4 separate regions of the Homo sapiens genome follow, and all the other regions are linked to region 2. The links are chromatin contacts, found by Hi-C or POLR2A ChIA-PET in ENCODE. All regions are on one chromosome and are shown on one strand. The core of a region is the stretch at or near the end of the contact, and the rest is flanking DNA. Distances in the headings are between cores, read along the strand shown. Region 1 has its middle 64 kb from the start of BTG1-DT. Region 2 has its middle 96 kb from the start of LINC02404. Region 3 overlaps LINC01619 (long intergenic non-protein coding RNA 1619). Region 4 overlaps LINC01619 (long intergenic non-protein coding RNA 1619).

Region 1 (3,048 bases), core at 235-2,734, 430 kb after region 2:
ATCACAGTTTCCTGTCTGTGGGGAGAGGATAAGAATAGCACATGCTTTATAGAGCTGTTGAAGGATTAAGCAAAACAATACCAGTAAGGAGCTTAGCACACAAATATAAGTGTGCTTCAGATACTTGGGGACCGTGTATAAAGTTTATATCCCAGCCGGGTGCAGTGGTTTATGCCCATAATCTCAGCACTTTGGGAGGTTGAGGTGGGAGGATTACTTGAGCCCAGGAGTTCGAGGTCAGCCTGGGCAACAAGATTCTGTCTCTACAAAATATAAAAAATTAACTGGGTGTCGTTGTGTGCACCTGTAGTCCCAGCTACTCGAGAGGCTGAGGTTGGGGGATCGCTTGTGCCTGGGAGTTTAAGGGTGCAGTGGGCCATGATCGCACCACTCACTATGGCATGGGCATGGGTGACAGCAAGACACTGTCTCAATAAATAAGTAAATAATACAAAATGCAATAAAAGCTGCCTAGAATGCATTTTTTTTTAAAGTCTGCATTCCTAGGCTTCACTTGTGAAGATTCAATTCAGGAGGTCTGGGGTGGGGCCTGAGAATCTGTTTTTGAAACATGTTTTCCAGAAGTTTTTTTTTTGTTTTGTTTTTTTGAGACAGGGTCTCACTGTGTCACCCAGGCTCAAGTGCAGTGAAGTGATCTTGGCTCACTGCAACCTCTGCCTCCTGGGCTCAAGCGATCCTCCCACCTCAGCCTCCTGAGTAGCTGGGTCTACAGGTAGGAGCCACCATGCCTGGCTAATTTTTGTACTTTTTGTAGAGATGGGATTTTGCCATGTTAGCCAGGCTAGTCTTGAACTCCTGGCCTCAAGTGATCCACCCACCTTGGCCTCCCAAAGTGCTGGGATTACAGGTGTGAGCCACTGCACCCGGCCAGAAACATGCTTCCCAGAGGATTCAGATGCAAGTGATCCACAGGGCCAAGTATTGAGGGAAATGTTTAGCAACTTCTCTTGTTCACTTCATGTTCACGCCCCCATCCCATTCTGCTTCCTTCCTTCCACCCTCTCTTCACTATCTGTATCATCCTCAGGAAGGGCTGCTGGGCCTTGCTGCTCTGCATTTCTCTGGCTCCAGGTGCTCCACTCAACCAGCCCTATGCCTAAATTTGTTCTCCAGCTTGTCCGCAGGACTCCAGTTTTAGACTTTGATCCTAAATTAACAATACCTCTGAGTGGACATATTACTTACTTCATGCTCAGAACTGCTTTTGAATGATTAGGTTTTCTCTCCTTTGCAGATCTGTTATTGCCCTCCCTTGATCCCATTTTAAAACAGTGTTCTGCAAGTCAACCTGGCTATGGCCTAAACTCATATTTCGGATGGAGTCCGACCATCATTTAGATGGTAGAAACTAGAATAGACCACTGAGTGTGGGTAAATGGTTTTTACTGCTATTGTCAGAGGATAGTTGATGGAGCAACTGATATCTGGTGCACAGGTGCTCTGAGAAGGTTATTATGGTTTCTGAACATGTGGCTCTTTCCTTTGAAAGTACTGTGCCCTAGAAATAGTAAGTTCAAAGTTTTTTGAAAACCAGTGTGATTCATATCCCGCCTCACAATATATAGTCACTAATATAACAGACGACTTTGCAAAAGATTTCTCAACTGCCTACTTACTCCCCCATGTGCCTACACACACATATACAACAGCAACAAACCCTTACTAATTTGAGTGAATTTTATTTCTGAAGAAAGAAAGCTATAAATGAGCCTGAGCAACATAGCAAGACTCTATCTCTGCAAAAAATACAAAAATGAGCTCTCCGTAGTGGTGTGCACCTATAGTCCCAGCTACTCAGAAGGCTGAGGCAGGGGGATCACTTGAGCCCAGGAGTTCATGGGTGCAGGGTGCAGTGAGCTATGATTGTATCACTGTACTCCAGCCTAGGTGACAAAGCAAGATCCTGCCTCAAAGAAATAAAAAAAATAAAGCTACAAAATAAATATTGAAAGCCTGAATATCACCAGTTTAAACCCCAGGATTTCTTAAGAATATTTTTTTGACCTGTCAAGAATTCAGTGGTGTCTAGTAATTTTCATTTTGTACCAGTAATTAGCTTAGTAGTTAACAAAACCAGACTCTGAATCTTTTCGAGTAGCCTCAAATTGCCCTTTGACACCTCAATTACTGGAGGAATAAAAGGTGTCATTTCTGAAGACGTGAAGAGTATTAGAGTTCATTTCTGATCTAATTAAAAGTCACATTTTAATATCTTTTTTACAGTTCAAAATTTCTAGTCTAGCGCTACCTATGACCCTTGATTAACACTATTCTCAGAGTGTGATTTTTTCCTCAATATAAGCAAGAAATATCTAGCTTGATGAGAGTCTAAGATATTTTGCAAATGCTTTTAGTTTTTTTTCTATGTAAGGTAAAGGAAAAAGAAGAGTCATATTTATCTAATTTTCTTTCTTTTTTGGTAGAGACAGGGTCTTGCCATGTTGCCCAGGCTGATCTGGAACTCCTGAACCCAAGTGATCTGCTTGCCTCGGCCTCCCAAAGTGCTGGGAGTACAGGCGTGAGCCACTGCATCTGGTCCAATATTTGGCTTATTTTATATCTAGTCCTACATACTGACATTTCTTTAGTTTAAGAAATTGAAGCCCTGACTATACATACAAACTATTTTGATTGAAATTCACTTAAGCCGAAATAGTTGCATTTGGTTGATTTTTATATTTTATTATTCCTTTTTGGCACAAAATGTAGTTGTTCAACTTTTTTATTTTTTTCACTTCTTAGCAGCATGTTGAATTTTAAGATACTCTCTTCCTTCGTTGCCTGTTTGTGCCCATTTTCTCACCTCATTCTATAGTTAGGGCATATTAATATATAGAAGCAGAGTTGTAACCATGAAAAGCTGAACGAATGGAGAGAGTTATGTCAAGCATGATAAGAACATGAAGAAGAAACTAGTCTTGTGCTATGGTTTTGATATTTGTCCTCTCTAAACCTCATGTTGAAATTTGATCACCAATGTTGGAGGTGGGGCCTAATGTAAGGTGTTTTGGTTATGCAGGTGGGTGC
Region 2 (2,799 bases), core at 106-2,605:
ACGTCCCCACTCCAACTTGCTCAGGACATGAATCATCCCTTGTCCAGGTATCCATCTTGTACTCACCACATGCCTATTAGTCACTAGTCACTGTCTTGGTGATCAGATTGACTGTTGAAGTATCTCAGTGCTTATGTTCAAGTAACTCTTATTTTACTTTTATTACAATAGATCAATTTTATTACTAGTTAATGCTGTTGATCTCTCACTGTGCCTAATTTATAAATTCAATTTTATCGTAGATAGGTAGGAAAAAAGTAGTATATATAGAATTTGGTACTATTCAAGGTTTCAGGCATCCGCTGGAGGTCTTGAAACATACCTTCTAAGGACAGGGGGAATAATGTATATGCAAATCACACGGGAATATTTTAAAATGTACTTTGTGAATAGGGAGAACTGGGGTGCAGCCCTACATACTGCATTTATAATCAGTTCCCACTTAATGCTGATGTTATTGTTTCAAAAAACACCTTTTGAGTAGCAAAAGCCCAGATGACAATTTCTTATTTGCATTAGCCTATTTCCTCCTCAGTTGAATTTCAATTTGATTTCTCAAAGGGCAAAAGGGGAAGAACTTATACACATATGTTTCATAGTTTAAAACCTAAGTCTGGTCACATTTTTACTCAATGATATTAAGTATAGATTTCAAGTTTGCATACAGTAGCATTTACTATAAAATAGGAGAATGTTACTTTTTAGGAATAATCTAAGGACAGGTGTAGATGTTATTTTTTAATGAGGTTCAAATTTAGCACTGTAATGAACCTCACTGAAAAAGTAAAGCAGGAAATGGCAGATTTGTTTTGATAGAAACCAAGAATTTTAAGTGTGTGTTGGCTTTACACTGTCTTTGAAACTGTGCTATGAAAACACAGGATCCAGGAAATGAGCCCAGCCAAGTGATTCCACTCTCTAAAGATGTCAAAGTCGGTTCTCTGCAATATCCAAATGTTCCTCTTTTGGAAGTGAAATGAGGAAAGGCCTATATAATTTCTAGCTGAGTAAACGAAGAGTGCTTTATTCTCTTATAAATCAGTTACAGTCCCTTAAATAAAAGCATGCTTCCTCCTGAAAGCAGCTGAAAGTTTCATCTCTTTAGAAGAGGCTTTGTTTTCTCTGAAAATGGGCAGGGGGACTAATTAAATTAATTTTTCTTTGTTCCTTTAAGAAAAATAAACTTAAAGAAACGGAGTATCTGGGTGTGTATGTGGAAGAAAGTGACTAGCTCTGATGACCAGGCACGTCACAGTTTCTTGTTTTGACTCAAGAATGATAAAACAGTAATGGCTTTGACCCATTGCCCTGCTGATGTGCTGATATGAGTTTGCCATTGGTCACTGGAAGATCAAGGTCTGCCTTTCTGCTGACCAAGCATTCTCCTAACTATTAGTCACTGTCTTCACTTAGAGCTCTCTTTCATGACTCAGTGCAGCTCTCACATTTGGGCTGGGCAAAACGGAAGTTCTTACTTAATTCAACCTGCTGCAATAAAAATTGAAACAAACACGTCGCATTCTCCTTTTTCTTAAAAATTTTGGTAACATCACTGTGACTAGAGCAGTTAGAGAAACTCTAAAGCAGAAAATAAGAAAATCATTGCTTAATGTGGGATTTCGATGTGGCAGAGTGAGAGTTTTTACGGCTATACTGACACAGAAGCATTTGCCTTTGAAAATGGGTAAACTGAGCTTAACATTTTCATGAGGCAAATTAGATGTAATATCTCAATATCTCATAATTTTCCTCTCAGAGAACATCTGTTTTCTGAAGGAAAGCTGGCAAACCGTGTTGCAATTAGAAGCTGAGACCATTTATAGTGAAGTGAACCTCAGATTACTGAGGTTGACACTCTAAAGCAGGGATTCTTTACCTAGGAATCATGCCTATATTATTACACTCTGAAATCATGTAGGACACTGGTGTAATTTACTAGGAGAGGGGACATTAATTTTCATCTTTGTCCAATGGTTCTGTGATTCTCCAAATAGGTGAATAACCATTTCACTAGTGTCTATCAGCATTTAAAACATTCATGACTTTGAGCTAAATATCCTGTTTCCAGGGATTAATCCTACACAAATATTTATCCTGGTGAACAAGATATTTTAAAATATTATGGCATGTTTATATTATGGAAAACTCTAGTAAGATTAAAAATAATAAAGCTCACTTGGGAAACTGTCTAAGATGTATTAACTTAAGAGTAATTTGTTCATCAGATAATCAATTAAGCATCAACAATGTCAGGCACTGTGTTTGCTACTAGGAATAAAAGTAAACAAATACTGACCTTTTTTATTTTTATGATACTTGAAGTCTACAAGAGATCAATATGTATTTATAATATGTAAATAAAAATATGGGTTAGTGATTGCTTGCAGGTGTTTATTTACATATACTTATCAAAACTCTGGAAGCATATATATCAAGAAGTAAGATTTTAAAATCTGAGACTTGAAAAGGAGATGAGGAGAGATTTTTAGTTTTTTCTTCTATTTTGTTTGATTTTATTAAATACAATATATTACTTTTGTAATACCTCAATGCTTATTTTAACCATTTATTAAAACTCTGGGCTGAGGTAGGGAAATGTACAACATTAAACTGAGTGTTGGCTCTGGTTGTTGCAGTCTTCACAGTAAAAAAACAACACATAAGTTTTGGGTTTTTTTTTTTTTTAATGAGTTTTTGACTGATCTTAAACAACCGGCTAAATTACGTTTTGTATTTAAGATAATTTTGTCCACTAGATCACTATTCTGTTCTTGTACACACAAACCCTCTGGTCTTCAA
Region 3 (3,042 bases), core at 241-2,740, 300 kb after region 2:
CCACCCAAATCTTCTGATAGTTACCAGTCTTGATTTCAGTAAGCAAGACTTGGCAGCAGGAAATAATAATAATGTTTAATGTTTATTGAGTGATCGTGGTATGCTAGACCCTGTTAATAATCAAATACATCACTTCACAGTTTCCTCAAAATAACTTTGGGAGGTAGGGACTATTATTATCTTCATTTTACAGATAAGGAAATGGAGACACAGAATGCTAACCAACTTGCTCAAGGCCTCACACACAGACATTTAGTCACACCTCTGATAAGTCAGGAGCCAGGATTTGAGCCCCAATAATGGATCCAGAAGACTAACAATCTCCAGAAACGGAACCCATTCTGTACTCTGACAACACCGGACACTGATGTGAAAGATTAAATCTATGCTGGTAAGAAGAACTACAAGAGCTTTGATTCAACATTTTATGCAGGCCTAGATAATTATTTGTTGTAGGGAGACTGTTCTGTGTGCTATCACATGGTTAATGGTGTCTCTCTGGTCTCTACTCACTAGATGTCTCATATCCCAAGTTGTGACAATCATAGGTGTCTTCAGACATTACCAATGTCTTCTTGGGGGAAGGAGACAGAGGAGCAAAATCACTCCCAGTTGAGAATCAGTGACTTAATGTACTACAATAAAACTCATTATTCCACAGTGTAGCACTTTTTTCAAAGCCCAGTGAAATTATGGTATCATTTCTCAAAGTTATTTACAGAAGTTCCTCAAATACTTTTATTCAGCATTTCCATGGGGACTTGTTTGCAGCTACCCCTAAAGATGAGATTGTTCTAGAAGTGGGTAGAGACTGAGAGGGGAGGTAAAATAGCAAAAATGACAAAAGAAGACATGAGGTGTTTAATCACCCTCTTTTTCTTAGGTCAGGGCTATGCTGCCTAGGGCCCTTGTGTTTCCCTAGATTTGAAACATCAACAGACTGCAGGGCCCTCTGGGCATATCACAGCTTCTGCCATGGCTCCTAGAAGCCTTTGAAGCTGACAAAAAAAGGATGGAAGCCACTCTCATCTGCACATGCTATTTTTGCATATGATGCTCCCTCTGCCTGGAACACTTCACTTCCACCTTCCCTTCATCACTTTCAGTGGTAACCCCCAGGCCTATTTCCTTGGTAAACGTTACCTTCAGAAATAATCATGTTTGTTCATTGACTTATCTGCTGAATGTCTGACTTCTTCACCACTCCCCAGTTATCGCTAGAACGGAAGCTCAATGGAGCAGTGACCCATAACTCTATTTCTAATTCCTAGAGAAAAACATGACTGATGCATAATATATGTTCAATAAATATGTGTTGAATTAATTCACTAATCCTAGACCCTACCTTATACTATTTAAGCTTTTTACATGTCTCTCTCTGAACCACAGACAAACCATTCATGAAATGATCTTTATGGGGAAGGCATGACAAGAGTCAAAAGGAAGAGTCTTAAGAGATGAGTCGCTGAACATCATACTATTGTAAGCCTGAAGGGGTGGTTTGGTTTAGGCAGCCCAGTAACCCTGGAAAAGACTTGCAGACAAACTGTTGTCTGTGTACCAAGATCTTCCTATCCTAGTGTGGGAACATTAGTCTCTATGTGACTCAGCAACTTTTTGCTCCTACTGTGCACTCCACCCTTGTTATTCCTTCTTGTGAAGATATCTTGGGACTTTGCCCAACTGACTCCGTGCTCACACTTCATTGTTTTGTCCTCTCTTCTTTCTCATTCAGGAGCTCTCTTGGGAATAGAAGATTTCATGTGGGATGAAGAGAAACACAAATGTAATAGAAAAACAAAACTGGGAAAGGAAAAAAATGTTTTTGAGTGAAACTATGAAGTGACTATAGGTTGATTCATCAGTAGAAACATATGGAAACACTTATCTCAAAATTCAGTAGTTATGAAACTTGAAACCCGCTTCAATATTTTATTCAGAGTTATGTATTTGACCTTCAGGAATTCCATGTTAAGTTTCTGCTCAAAGACCAAGGAAACATCTAATTGATTGATCAAAAGGTTCATAATTAGATCCATTTTTTTCCTGAATCCATATTGGAGAAACAAGAAATAGATGACCTAAAAAAAATCCTTGAGTGGATGTCTCACCAGCCAGGAAAATTCCAAATAAAGTTTGCTTTGTGTCCAAGGGCTGAAATGAGGTGACTGTAATAGAAGTGATAGCAGGGAGCAGGTTGCTATTCTGACCTTGGTCTGCTCAGACTGCTGTAAGCATGGCCATCATTATACAGAAGGTCCAGTCACATCACGTGGGCAGAAACTAGACATTAACTTCAAGTTTTCTTTCCAGTTTTTATTTCTAATATGCCATTCTTCTCCTGGTATAATGACATAATAGCACATGAATGGACTTTACTTGGCAAACCAATGATTCCAAAAATTATTTTCAAAAGTTACACAGTAACCATAACCACAGTGTTCCATCACCAGGACAATATAACTTCAAGTCTCTTTGGCAACTCCATGAGGGGAGGGGGAGGATGAAGGAGTAATCACCTTGTTCTGCAGTTTCCTAGTCAGGCACCTAATATTCTCATTCTACTCAGTCTGTCTGTCTCTCATTCTCTCTCTCTCTCTCTCTCTCTGTCTCCTCTCTCCTCTTCCTCTCTGATCAAATGAGTTACTCTTGCCTCCTCTAAGGTCTTTAGATTCTGTTGCGATCAGAAAACAGGCTTTGGAATCTCTGCTTCAGTACCTTCATCTGAATATTAAAAAAAGGAGCAAAGTACCAACTGTCAGCCTATGTTTATAAAGCAAACTATCTGAGAAAATAATAGAAGTTTATTGACATAGACAAAACAGGCTACATATAGTGGCTCTGATATATTAAATATTTTTATAGTGTACTCATATTTAAACATAGTCAACCAAAAGCCAAAGGTCTTATTAATTAAGCAAAAATCAGAAAGCATATTATTAAATTTTAGTGTGACAAACACCATAACACAGGAAGGTACCACAGGGATGAGATTCAGAGGATTAATTGGGCAAAGAGATCTAGAAATAAACTTTATTTATT
Region 4 (2,952 bases), core at 310-2,809, 280 kb after region 2:
GCTGCCCTTCTTTTTGTCCTATTTCTAAACTGACTCTCCGGTCTCCTGCTCGTTCTGGATGGGAAACACTCTTACATCCTTTTAATATATTTTCTTTTTTGAGCTGGACACAGTGGCTCATGTCTGTAATCCTAACACTTTGGGAGGCTGAGGTGGGAGAATTGCTTGAGGCCAGGAGTTTGAGAACAGCCTGGTCAACATAGCGAGACTCCATCTCTACGAAAAAGATTTTTTTTTTTTAAATTAGCCGGGTGTGGTGGTACACACCTGTAGTCAGTCCTAGCTATTCATGAGGCAGAGATGGGAGGATAGCTTGTGACCAGGAGTTAAAGGTTATAGGGAGCTGTGACTGTGCCACTGCACTGGGTGACAGAGCAAGACCATTTATCTAAAAAGTAAATACATGAATTTTCTTTTTTGACTAAATTAGCTCTTAATTGGTTTCTGTTACTTATAGCCAAAGAACTCTGACTGATAGATGTCTTTATTTTCTATCTTTCTACATTAAACGTGTTTTGTCTTTATATTCAAAATAAATAAGGAAATGAAAAATTAAAGATCCAGTCCTAAAATAGTAAAATATATGGTCAGAAATGCATGTGACTATAAGAAACCTGGATTAGATGTGTAGCTTAATCTCTACTAATCCATGACTGTTTCTGGTAAGTCACCCCACTCTGTGTTGTCATTCCATACTAACAGCAGATCAATGGCATTACCTTCATATACAGACAGGAAATATTTTGATCTGTGTTTCTAATAAGTTTGTGGCCAACAAGACCCTATCAAAGCAAGGCGTGGCTTATACTGGAAAATAAATGCATTCATTTGGTCAAGTGATCCATTTGTTGAATGCTTTCTTCACTCCATTCAGTGGGTATACAAAAATAAATGGTACCCAGTTTCTGTTCCTGAGAAATTCCTCACCATATTTTGAAGCAAATGCACAGCAGATAAATTGCAAAAAGATGTGGTAAGTGCTATTACAGAGATATGAACATAAAGCAGAAAGGAAAGAACCGTCAGTTTAAAGATTCTAAATACAAGAAAGAAAATAACAAAAGCCTCAGCATTAACTGTTTTAACTAAAAAGTATGTTATAGCCAACAGTGAATATATGCTTATTTGCAAAAAGGAAGATCAAGCTGATGAGAAAGCATGCGAAGTTTGCTATTATCCTTTCAGTGGCAAAAGCATATTAAAGGCTATGATTTTCATTTCTTTTAAAAAGTGCATCTAATAAGTTAAAGATAAAACTTTAATTTTTAGTATTAAATCCCTTTAAAACATTGTAATGACCTTGCCATCAACCTATTTTAATAAAAGAAATTCACCATCAGCATCCCCTCCTACTCAACTTATTTAGTATTTATTTATTTCCAAAATCCAATCCCCATTTTCTCAGTACCCAGAGTACTGAAGTAATGAAGTCCCACTGAAGGACCCACCTAGATTCTGTCTCTTCACCAAGTGTAGGGTAAAATGGGTGGAGTTCTCCTAAACGTATCTTTACATCATTCTACGCCTATTATGGGTTTCTTTCTCACAAGACATGATCTGATACCTGCCTACACCAGAATATTGACAGAGGCGGTGACTCACTCTGCCACCACTTCCAGGTAACATGTTTACATTTAGACTGAAGCCTTCTACAGAAAATATCTTAACTGAAAGAAAGAATAATGACCCTGTTCGTGGAAGTTTTGAATATGATAGACCAAAAACAAAATAAAACATCAAAAAATCTAGACCCAGAGAGTCTAACTCAGTAATTCTGATGAGAGGTCTTAGAAAAATAAATCCATCTGTATAAAAATTTTTAATATTCTCCTTTCTTAGAAGATACTAATATTGGGAAAGAAGTTTGGATATTTAAGGAATGATTAAATAAATAAACATTTCATCTTACCCCGAAATAGCCAAATAAGCTCCAAGCAAAAATCTAGCCCAGGAACATACACACAGAGATGCTTCCGGGACAGGCCACATGTGAAGCTGTTTATGTCTTATGACCTCTACTTTCCCTGTCTCTGCCCTTCCAGGGTCAACTCCAATCCTCACAGGAGCAATTTAGAAATAATGACAGAGGATGAACTTTTTTTTTTCTGAACTAGTTTTTTTTGTTGTTGTTTATTTCTTAAAAAAAAAAGGGATACATGTGCAGAACTTGCAAGTTTGTTACACAGGTATACATGTGCCATAGTGGTTTGCTGCACCTATTGACCCGTCCTCTAAGTTCCCGCCCCTCATCCTTCATCCCTCAACAGACCCTGGTGTGTGTTGTTCCTTTCTCTGTGTCCATGTGTTCTCATCATTCAGCTCCCACTTATGAGTGAGAACATGCAGTATTTGGTTTTCTGTTCCTGTGTTGGTTTGCTGAGGTTGACGGCTTCCAGCTTCATCCATGTCCTGCAAAGAACATGATCTCATTCCTTTTTATGGCTGCATAGTATTCCATGGTGTACATGAACCACATTTTCTTTATCCAGTCTGTCATTGATGGGCATTTTGGTGGGTTCCATGTCTTTGCTATTTTAAATAGTGCTGCAATAAACATATGTGTGCATGTGTCTTTACAGTAGAATGATTTATATTCTTTTGGGTATAAACCCAGTAATGGGATTGCTGGGTCAAATGGTATTTCTGGTTCTAGATCCTTGAGAAATCGCCATACTGTCTTCCACAATGGTTGAATTAATTTACATTCCCACAAACAGTGTAAAGTGTTCCTATTTCTCCACAGCCTTGCCAACATCTATTGTTTCCTGACTTCTTAAAAATCACCATTCTAACTTGCAATCAGATGGTGTCTCATTGTGGTTTTGATTTGGATTTCAAAATGATCAGTGATGTCGAGCTTTTTCTCATATGTTTGTTGGCCGTGTAAATGTCTTCTTATGAGAAGTGTCTGTTAATATCCTTTGCCCACTTTTACATGGGGTGGCTGGCCAT

What was found. A loop is a pair of places that touch in the nucleus more often than their neighbours do. ChIA-PET counts read pairs that join two places held with the same protein, here RNA polymerase II (POLR2A). Pooled maps may share reads with other maps.
Region 1: a pooled map shows a loop between it and region 2 (5-fold over the local background). The contact joins two enhancer-like sites. A Hi-C loop is called at or near these places in 1 of 37 single-sample maps with no recorded cell type and 8 of 50 pooled maps. POLR2A ChIA-PET finds 5 or more read pairs at or near these places in 2 of 52 experiments (AG04450 and PC-9).
Region 3: a loop to region 2 is called in a map of PC-9, with 13 times the contacts of the local background. The contact joins two enhancer-like sites. A Hi-C loop is called at or near these places in 1 of 168 maps with a recorded cell type or tissue (PC-9), 1 of 37 single-sample maps with no recorded cell type and 8 of 50 pooled maps. POLR2A ChIA-PET finds 5 or more read pairs at or near these places in 2 of 52 experiments (MCF 10A and naive thymus-derived CD8-positive, alpha-beta T cell).
Region 4: a loop to region 2 is called in a pooled map, with 3 times the contacts of the local background. The contact joins two enhancer-like sites. A Hi-C loop is called at or near these places in 2 of 37 single-sample maps with no recorded cell type and 6 of 50 pooled maps. POLR2A ChIA-PET finds 5 or more read pairs at or near these places in 1 of 52 experiments (activated naive CD4-positive, alpha-beta T cell).

Annotation. Positions count from the first base shown.
Region 1 is chr12:92,208,792-92,211,839 of GRCh38, forward strand. No RefSeq gene overlaps it. Among named protein-coding and RNA genes, the nearest start is that of BTG1-DT, 64 kb to the left of the region's middle. RefSeq lists an enhancer at 253-342. Within about 2 kb of position 1,485, at least 3 of the 41 ENCODE cell types and tissues checked have a DNase peak (open chromatin) inside an H3K27ac peak, as active enhancers do.
Region 2 is chr12:91,777,761-91,780,559 of GRCh38, forward strand. No RefSeq gene overlaps it. Among named protein-coding and RNA genes, the nearest start is that of LINC02404, 96 kb to the right of the region's middle. RefSeq lists an enhancer at 564-1,763. Within about 2 kb of position 1,356, at least 14 of the 41 ENCODE cell types and tissues checked have a DNase peak (open chromatin) inside an H3K27ac peak, as active enhancers do; they include PC-9, where a contact is called at or near this core.
Region 3 is chr12:92,076,766-92,079,807 of GRCh38, forward strand. The region is part of intron 1 of LINC01619 (long intergenic non-protein coding RNA 1619); the gene reads right to left. Among named protein-coding and RNA genes, the nearest start is that of LINC01619, 65 kb to the right of the region's middle. RefSeq lists enhancers at 920-2,119, 1,468-1,762. Within about 2 kb of position 1,491, at least 9 of the 41 ENCODE cell types and tissues checked have a DNase peak (open chromatin) inside an H3K27ac peak, as active enhancers do; they include PC-9, where a contact is called at or near this core.
Region 4 is chr12:92,054,497-92,057,448 of GRCh38, forward strand. The region is part of intron 1 of LINC01619 (long intergenic non-protein coding RNA 1619); the gene reads right to left. Among named protein-coding and RNA genes, the nearest start is that of LINC01619, 87 kb to the right of the region's middle. Within about 2 kb of position 1,560, at least 3 of the 41 ENCODE cell types and tissues checked have a DNase peak (open chromatin) inside an H3K27ac peak, as active enhancers do.